Regions from separate parts of the Mus musculus genome. Here region 2 is linked to region 1. A link is a loop called in an ENCODE intact Hi-C map of the cell type or tissue named here. Cell type or tissue: gastrocnemius. All regions are shown on one strand. Each heading gives the region's core, and the rest is flanking DNA. Links, peaks and the distances in the headings are about the cores only. Region 1 overlaps Rarb (retinoic acid receptor, beta). Region 2 has its middle 65 kb from the start of Rarb.

Region 1 (4,396 bases), core at 73-4,072:
TCTCCATTATGATCAGGAGAGTGACTCCTCACTGGCCTTCAGTGATGGCCTGCTACCTAGTATCTGTATACCCTTTTGTAGACCAGGTAGGCCCTAGGGAAGGACTGGAGACTGCTGGAGCTCACCAGGCCTAAGGCCTTTACGGTGAGAGAAGGCAGGCGTTCTGTGGGATGATGTGGCAGAGGGTATGGAGCACATGTAGGTCTGGACAGTAACAATAAGCACAAGGAGGGAGTACCTTCTAGAGTAGAGAATCTACTTGCGTTCCATGGTAGGGTGCAAACACCCTCTCCCCAACTCTGACCCTGACTTCCTCCTAACCCCTGCAGTCTGCTGCCTCTGTTCCTGTCTATGGCATGATGGCTGTGTAGCTACAAACACACTGTATTATAAGAGGGCTTTCCTTGAGTCAGATTCATTACCCCTCAGCTTAAACTATAGGATGTTCATCTGAAAGACTGGGTATAGGGCATGCTAAGTATCTAATAAAGACTTCTTATAGTTACCTTCCTGTGGATACAACCAAATATCTGAAAGACACAAGTTAAGGGAGTTCTATTTGAGCTCATGGTTTGAGAATAGAAGCCACAATGATAAGAAAGCCATGTATGTAGGACTGTGAGGCAACTGGCCACATTGTACCCAGAGTCAAGAAAATGCCAGCTTTTTGTTGTTGTTGTTGTTGTTGTTGTTTTCAGTCTGAAAGCTCCTAGTCTCTGGAGTGTGTGCCACACACATCCAGGGTACATCTTGTCTGATTAGTTTAGCCCTTGTGAAATACCATCACTCAGACATGCCTAGAAGTATGTGTGTTCCCATAGCAAGTTTAGATCCCATAAAGTCGACATGAAGATTAGCTATCACAGTTGGTAAGGATCATCCTTACTTATTTTTGGTTGACTAAACTTTTGAAAATAGAATCTTGTTAATCTTCTTTGCACTAGTACCTGGCTTAGTGCCTGAGAGGTAAGTACTCAAGAAATAGATATTTCAATCAAATGATGATTTATTTTAGTAAAAAGTTATTTCTCAAAATGTGAGTCCTACATATTATTCCTATCAACCTCAACAGTGGGGCATACTGTCCAGATGACCCAGGCTCCTTTTTCTTCTACCATAGATCTGGTCAGTGCTGTCAGGGCAGGCCGTCATAAATGATGCAGCAAGTGTACATGCATACTTTTTTTTCTTCCAGATTCTCAGAATTTGTACCAGGTATACCCCAGAGCAAGACACCATGACTTTCTCTGATGGCCTTACACTAAATCGAACTCAGATGCACAATGCTGGCTTCGGTCCTCTGACTGACCTTGTGTTCACCTTTGCCAACCAGCTCCTGCCTTTGGAAATGGATGACACAGAAACAGGCCTTCTCAGTGCCATCTGTTTAATCTGTGGAGGTACTGACTCCTTAGAAACCGTCACCAGACCCCAACAGAGCAATTACAAAGGCACAGAAGAGATCTCCACTGGGGTTCTTTGGCATGAGAAAGGCGTTGTACTTCTTTCTGTTGCAAACTAAGTACTGGTGTTTGAGCTCCTTCTGCCAAAACAAAAGAAATGCCAAAATGAGTTTGTTCTGTTTCTCTTGTGGGAAACAGGTGCTTTTGTAAAAGCAGGATTGTACTGCTGTGTGCCTAAGGACATTTTAGTGATGACCTACACAAATCACATGTTATTTGAATTCAAATCACCTCTTGGTCTTCCCCACCATACAGGTGCCTACCTGGTGGGCTGGAATAAAGTATGGCCCCTTCTTTGTAGTGACCCCTGCTGGCTAACCAGAAGCCAACTTTAGTTCAAAAGTAATGGTTGTAATGAAGGGGAAAGGTTATCTACCTGGCTTTTACAGGCTGCCCAGGGTTCTTTTGTTCAGCTCAATACTGACACCATCTGGCCATGAGAGGTAATTCTTGCCTCTGGGCCTGAGCAAGTGGACATCAAATGAGCTTACTAAGGGGGCATCTTCAAGTGTCACTGCTTAAAGCAATTGCATTTACTCAATTTAGTGTACAACTGAGTCACCAAATAAAGCCACTTTACAGGAGGAATAGGAGACAAGGAAAGATAGCCAGCAGTCTCTGAGCCTGTCTGATCACTAAACACTGAATACTTTCTCCTGCTATCCAGACCGCCAGGACCTTGAGGAACCAACAAAAGTAGACAAGCTCCAAGAACCACTGCTGGAAGCACTAAAGATTTACATTAGAAAACGACGACCCAGCAAGCCTCACATGTTTCCAAAGATCTTAATGAAAATCACAGATCTCCGCAGCATCAGCGCGAAAGGTATGTCTTCAAAGGTGGAAAGCAGAACAGAGCTTGGCCAACTTTTGCTTTTTAAAGCCCATATTTTAATATCAGGAGTCCCATTATTGCTTAAGTTGGGATGTCTATCTCATAGAAATCAAAAGGAATTAGCCTTGTCTGAGCACTCATGTGTGTGTAGTTAAGAGCACCTCAGGTTTCCTAAGGAAGACATTTTGATGGTGTCTCTGGTGGGAGATAGTAAAAGCAGAAAGCAGATACCACTACCCAGTGATATTAAGAGATAATTGTTTTAGAATGGATGGCTGGGTAGAAGAGCAACTCTTCAGAGATGATGTGTTTTTTAAGACTGTTATTATTGCTGGGGCTCATATGCATGCCCTTGGAGGTTAAAGGACAATTACATGGAGTCACTTCTCTCCCTCAATCTCTGTGACCTTTCTAGGGCACCAACTCAGTCAAGCAACTTTCAGAGCAAGCTCTGAGCCCTCACCCCCGCTCCCTTTTTCCAGGTTTTATTTTTGATTCCGTACATTTCATTCCAGCTTTTCAAATAACTTAGGCTTCTATACACTCAGCCTATTTTTCCATGGCACCCTAACAACCCTAGGCAAATGAAGGTCACTGTGGCTGCAGCTCTGGTGTAGGCACTTCTTCTGAGTACAGGAATTCTTGCCTGGCTGAGAGATATAAATACTCTTGCCTCATGATTCTCAGTCTATGTGGCAACTCAGGCAATTACAGAAATGCCTAGAGGCATCTCATAGCTGAGTGCAGAGGACTTTTCTATCGAGATGACTCAGCCAGCCACGCTATTACATATCATGTTCCCTCCCATTAGCAGATTCTACACCTCAGGATCTTGGCAAGCCAAGACACAAAAGTGCTTAAATGCACAATGAACTTGCTTGACAAGAAACCTCAGTTCTTGTTTTTTAGTTTTTTTGTGGGTTGGTTTTGTTTTTCTTTTTTTATTCATTTGGTAGTTTGGTTTGAGGGAGCCGAGGGGAACATTCTAAGTTCATTTCCACCACAGGATTAAGAGAAGCAAAAAGACACTAGTACTTGAATGGATGTAATTGAATGAAGTGGGGAGAGAGAGAGAGGAGAGGGAGAGGAGGAGGGAGGGAGGGAGGGAGAGAGAGGGAGAGAGAGGGAGAGAGAGGGAGAGGGAGGGAGAGAGAGGGAGAGAGGGAGAGAGAGAGAGAGAAAGTGTGTTCCTATCACCCTATATATATCCACGCCAGTGACCTGAGGACTAGCAGCCACATACAGAAATGTCCCAAGCCCCATACTAGCAGTAAGTCCAGCAACGCTAGCCACATGGTTCTGAGGTAGTTTTGTTATTGACATATTTCCACCTAACCAGCTGCATGTTGGGGGTGTGTGAGGTGTGGTGGCATGAAACCACCTGGTGCTGGACTGGGTTGCAGAAAACCATCACATACTGTGACTCAAGTCAATCTTTCCATTGTGGAAACTGCCCATCCTTTCACCTTTATTTTCCTGATCTTTCATCAGTGACTTCTCTTTGTAAATTTTATATTCCGAATTTGATTGAAGCACTGCAACTATCAAATATGCACATCACACATCTCCACTTCTTTTTCTTAAAGACTGAGAACCTCTAGTGTGCCCTATTAGTACTTATTCTGTTTTCAAAGGCAGTGGTGGATCAGCCTGTGCCTGAGAACCAATCTAACTGGGATCTCGAAGCACACTTGACATTCTGGTGGCTGACATTCCCACAGTAAACACCTTATAGTTTTTTCTTCCAATAAGTTGGTTCTTCTCAACAAAGACACATGTGACTTGATACATGTATTACACAACTTTTACACACCTGAAGGTGAATGTTGGTTTCTTAGTATCTAGCTGAGCCCTTATCTGACAGGTGTTCTATTATCTCTTGAAAAAGGTGCCGAACGTGTAATTACCTTGAAAATGGAAATTCCTGGATCAATGCCACCTCTCATTCAGGAAATGCTGGAGAATTCTGAAGGACATGAACCCTTGACCCCAAGTTCAAGTGGGAATATAGCAGAGCACAGTCCCAGCGTGTCCCCCAGCTCAGTGGAGAACAGTGGAGTCAGTCAGTCACCACTGCTGCAGTGAGACATTTCCAGCT
Region 2 (4,396 bases), core at 286-4,285, 210 kb before region 1:
AAGGGATGTTACTCTGGATCTTGGAGGCAGAAGAGGCCACATCTCCCACCTCATTCACAGTTACCCAAAGTGAAGTTGAAGTCTTGATGTGGGAGACTGCATCTGTAGCCACAAGGCAGAACAACACCCATAGAAAAAGCATTATTCCTGAAATTAAGCACAATTAAACACCTTCTCAGGGGGTTCCCTGGGTGGATTGAATAATTTTATCAGGTGCTCTGGCAACCATCTGGCATTTTGAGCTCCTGAACCATAAATACAAGCATGTCCCTTGCCCCATATTAGGATCAGGTCTGGGCCTTGCCATTTGCTGGACAAGGGATCTCTCCACATGGCTTGTGCATAGTTGTCGGCAGTTGAAGGGTGCCAAAGGCGATCTGCAGCAGACTTGCCTACAGAGTCATATGTAAGAAGAATTAAGACAAATAGTGCATGATTCAAGAGGGTCTTAAAGTTGCCAGATTGAGGATATAGAGTCCCGCCCCCCAAGACTGCAATTTAAAGAGCATGTTTTTAAGGGTTGGATGAGTCCTTTCTACAATGCCTTGGCTCTGGGGGTTATAGGGAGTGCTAGTAATATGTTTGATGCCCTTCTGAGCACAAAACTGTTTAAAGCTGGAACTAATATATCCTGGGCCATTATCTGTCTTGAGGATCTTGGGTTGTGGTGTAACCACCAAGCAGGAGAGAACATGACTGATAACATGTTTAGTGGCCTCCTCTCCCGTCTGTAGAGATGCACAGATAAAATCACTAAAAGTATCAACAAAGACATGAATATATTTTAACTTTCCGAAGGGGGCATAGTGGGTGACATCCATGTGCCACAACTCACCAGGAAGTAGCCCGCAGGGGTTGACCCCCACATGTGACTTGGGTAAAAGGGTCAGGCAGCCCTTGCACTGCCGAATAATTTGTAGTGCCTGTTTGCAGGTGATGGAAAATTAAAGTTTCAGGGTATGGGCATTAAGGTGATGTAGATCATGGGCCTGTTGAGCGCCGGCAAGAGGGGTGGTAGACAAGGCAGAAGCCACTACCTGGGTGGCCCAATCATCTACATTGTTGCTTTCATACAGCGGTCCAGGCAGGCCAGAATGGGCACAAATATAGCCAAAAAAAAAAAAAAAAGGAAAATTGAGGGCAAGAATAAATTTTTGAAGTTTAGCTAACAGCGGGGAAGCATTCGTAGAGGGGCAGATATATGGAACAGTTTCAAAAAGGAGTAAAGGACAGCCACATAGGCGCGATCTGTGTACAAATTAAAAGGGGTTTCAGGCAAGAGTTTGAACACACTAACAATGGCTGCCAGTTCAACCAGCTGCGCCGAGGAGAAGTCTGTCATAAAACGTGAGACCTCCCCCATCAATGCTGAAGGCAGGCATACCTGAGGAGGATCCGTCAGTAAAGACTACCATGGCCCCAGCAATCGGGGCTGACTTTGTTCTTTTTGGGAAAACCACAGGCGTCCTATGTAGGAATAGAACCTATTTATCAGCGGGATAATGGTTATCGATCACACCCTGGAAGGAGGTGCAATTAACTGCCCAATCATCATTATTTCAAATTATCCACTGAACTTGGGAGGTATAGTAGGGGAGAACAATAATATCAGGATCTTTGCCAAAATGCCTATGGGCAGCTTCCCTGCCAAGAAGCAGAATATGAGCAGCCAGCTGAGGATATGTGGGTAGCACCCTAGAGGGAGAAGCCAGCAGATGGACCCAAAACAGAGGTTTAAGTTGCCACAGAAGGCCAGTGGGAGAAAAGGGAGTAGGGAAAACAAGGAACTGGAGGGGAAGATCTGGGGAGAAATATCCAATGTTTTGTTCATTGTTGGCCTGTTCTACCTTAGCCAATGATATTTGCTCTTCATGGGTCAGCGTACGTGGGGAGGACGTATCTGAGTCACCACGCAAAATATCAAACAAAGGTTTTAACTCCCCCGTTGTAAGTTTTAAGTAAGGGCAGAGCCAGTTAATATCTCCTAACAGGCATTGAAAATCATTAAGAGTCTGTAAGGAATCCCGCATTAAATGAACCTTTTGGGAGAGAATCCTATTAGGAAACAATTCAAAGTCCAAAAACAAATGAGGGTGGTGAATCTGAATTTTCTCAGGGAGATTTGGAGTCCCTGACTCTGGAGGGCATTAATAAGTTTTTGACCAGCACAATATAACTGACCCTCATCAGGCCCTGCAAGAAAAATGTCATCCACATAATGTATGATATATAAATCAGGGTAAGACATCCCGAAGGGATGGGACCTGCAGGGGGCTGAGGGACATTAATAGAAGGAGGCATAGTGGGACACTGTCGGGTGAAGTGTTCAGATTGGCCACATTTAAAACAACCCTTTTGAGGGCTGGCCTGTTGGCGAGCTATGTCAACTGTGAGGTTGACAGCTTGTGACATCTAATGGGTAAATGTGTCCACATCATGGCAAAGGCGAATCATCTCATTAAGATCTTTGTCTTTAATTTTGGTGTGCAACACAGCCTTACAGGCCAAGTTGGCATTTTCATAAGCCAACTGCTTAATAAACTTATTATCTGACTCCTCATGGCCCAGAGTTCTCTCTGCAGCCTCAAGTAGGTGACTCACAAATTCGCTATAATCTTCCTGAGCTCTCTAGATGACCTTGGTCAGGGGTGTGATAACCAAGCCTCTGGCCGGAATTGCCTGCCAGGCACTGAGGGTGGCGCTAGTGGTCTACACCAGGAGGTCGATGGGAAGGCACAGCTGGCGAGCCTCCGTTGCGTATTTGCCCTGGCCACTAAGCTTTTCAAAAGCCCAGGTCGCAGAGGACAACGGAAGTGGATTTCTGGTTAATGGCTGCAATTGACTGGCAGCGGTTGAGGAAGTCAGCCTTCCATGAAAGAAACTGCCCGTGTGTTAAGACAGATTGAACTACTCGTACCCACTCACCAGGGAGCTTGTACCCGCCTCTTGGGATGGAATCAAGAACAAAGAGGGTGTACGGGGCATTAGGTCCATATGTCCTGACTGCAGTATTAAGCTCTCTCAGGCTTTTGAAATGTAATCTATGGAACTCTGTTGGCTCGGCAAATGCCAGTGCCTGTTCTTCAGTTTCACTCTCTCCCCTGCTGGCAACCTCTCCCTCACTGTCAGATTCAATAGGGGGAAGATTATCAGGGGCTGGCATGGCCACCCTTATTGGACATATGGTCTCAGTGAAAGCAGATTCAGCTGGGGCGGCTGGAGAGGAGTCCTCCGAGGTAGAGGTAGGAGAAATAGAGGTTCCTGTAGAGCGGGTGGTGACAGGGAAAGCCAGGGTTCTAGGTCTTAGGTCCTGAAGAGCTTTCCTTTTAATGCTGGCCGCTGCTGAGGTTTCAGTTTTAAAACCGCTCGAGATCACGACTGGAGGGGCCAAAGAGTCTCCTTTTTTTTTTTAAAGCTTTATCTGTATTTTTTTTATTTTAATTTTTTTAATTACATATTTTCCTCAATTACATTTCCAATGCTATCGCAAAAGTCCCCCCTCCCCCCCCCCACTCCCCTACCCACCATTCCCATTTTTTTGGCCCTGGCGTTCCCCTGTACTAGGGCATATAAAGTTTGCCTGTCCAACGGGCCTCTCTTTCCAGTGATGGCCGACTAGGCCATCTTTTGATACATATGCCGCTAGAGACAAGAGCTCCGGGGTACTGATTAGTTCATAATGCTGCACCTACAGGGTTGTAGATCTCTTTAGCTCCTTGGATACTTTCTCTAGCTCCTCCATTGGGGGCCCTGTGATCCATCCAATAGTTGACTGTGAGCATCCACTTCTGTGTTTGCTAGGCCCCGGCCTAGTCTCACAAGAGACAGCTATATCACGGTCCTTGCATAAAACTCTTGCTAGTGTATGTCCAGAAGATGTCCCAACCAGTAAGAAGGACACATGCTCCACTATGTTCATAGCAGCCTTATTTATAATAGCCAGAAGTTGGAAAGAACCCAGATGCCCCTCAACAGAGGAATGGATACAGAAAATGTGGTACATTTACACAATGGAGTATTACTCAGCTATTAGAAAGAATGAATTTATGAAATTCCTAGGCAAATGGTTGGACCTGAAGGGCATCATCCTGAGTGAGGTAACACAATCACAAAAGAACTCAAATGATATGTACTCACTGATAAGTGGATATTAGCCCAGAAACTTAGTATAGTGAGATATAAGGTACAATTTGCAAAACACATGAAACTGAAGAAGAACGAAGACCAAAGTGTAGACACTTTGCCCCTTCTTAGAATTGGAAACAATCACCCATGAAAAGAGTTACAGAGACAAAGTCTGGAGCTGAGACAAAAGGATGGACCATCTAGAGACTGCCATATCCAGGGATCCATCCCATAATTAGCCTCCAAACGATGACACCAAAAAGTCTCCTTA

Evidence for each region. Peaks named below come from ENCODE experiments on the same cell type or tissue, not always from the same donor. Only the 100,000 strongest peaks of a DNase experiment are listed, where the experiment ranks them.
Region 2: a loop joins it to region 1, with 10 times the contacts of the local background. A loop is called at or near these places in 1 of 42 quality-filtered maps.

What each region holds. Positions count from the first base shown.
Region 1 is chr14:16,432,058-16,436,453 of GRCm38, reverse strand. It overlaps Rarb (retinoic acid receptor, beta), which reads left to right. Exons shown (of 8, transcript NM_011243.2): 6 at 1,196-1,400; 7 at 2,131-2,289; 8 at 4,187-4,396. The coding sequence ends at 4,383. Among named protein-coding and RNA genes, the nearest start is that of Top2b, 69 kb to the right of the region's middle. In gastrocnemius, for the core only: a CTCF peak has its summit at 1,892 (motif pointing left); DNase peaks (open chromatin) are centred at 1,379 and 1,867; H3K27ac peaks cover 3,069 bases.
Region 2 is chr14:16,638,096-16,642,491 of GRCm38, reverse strand. It overlaps a transcript of Rarb not described here. Among named protein-coding and RNA genes, the nearest start is that of Rarb, 65 kb to the right of the region's middle. In gastrocnemius, for the core only: a CTCF peak has its summit at 2,683; DNase peaks (open chromatin) are centred at 2,738 and 3,129; H3K4me3 peaks cover 263 bases.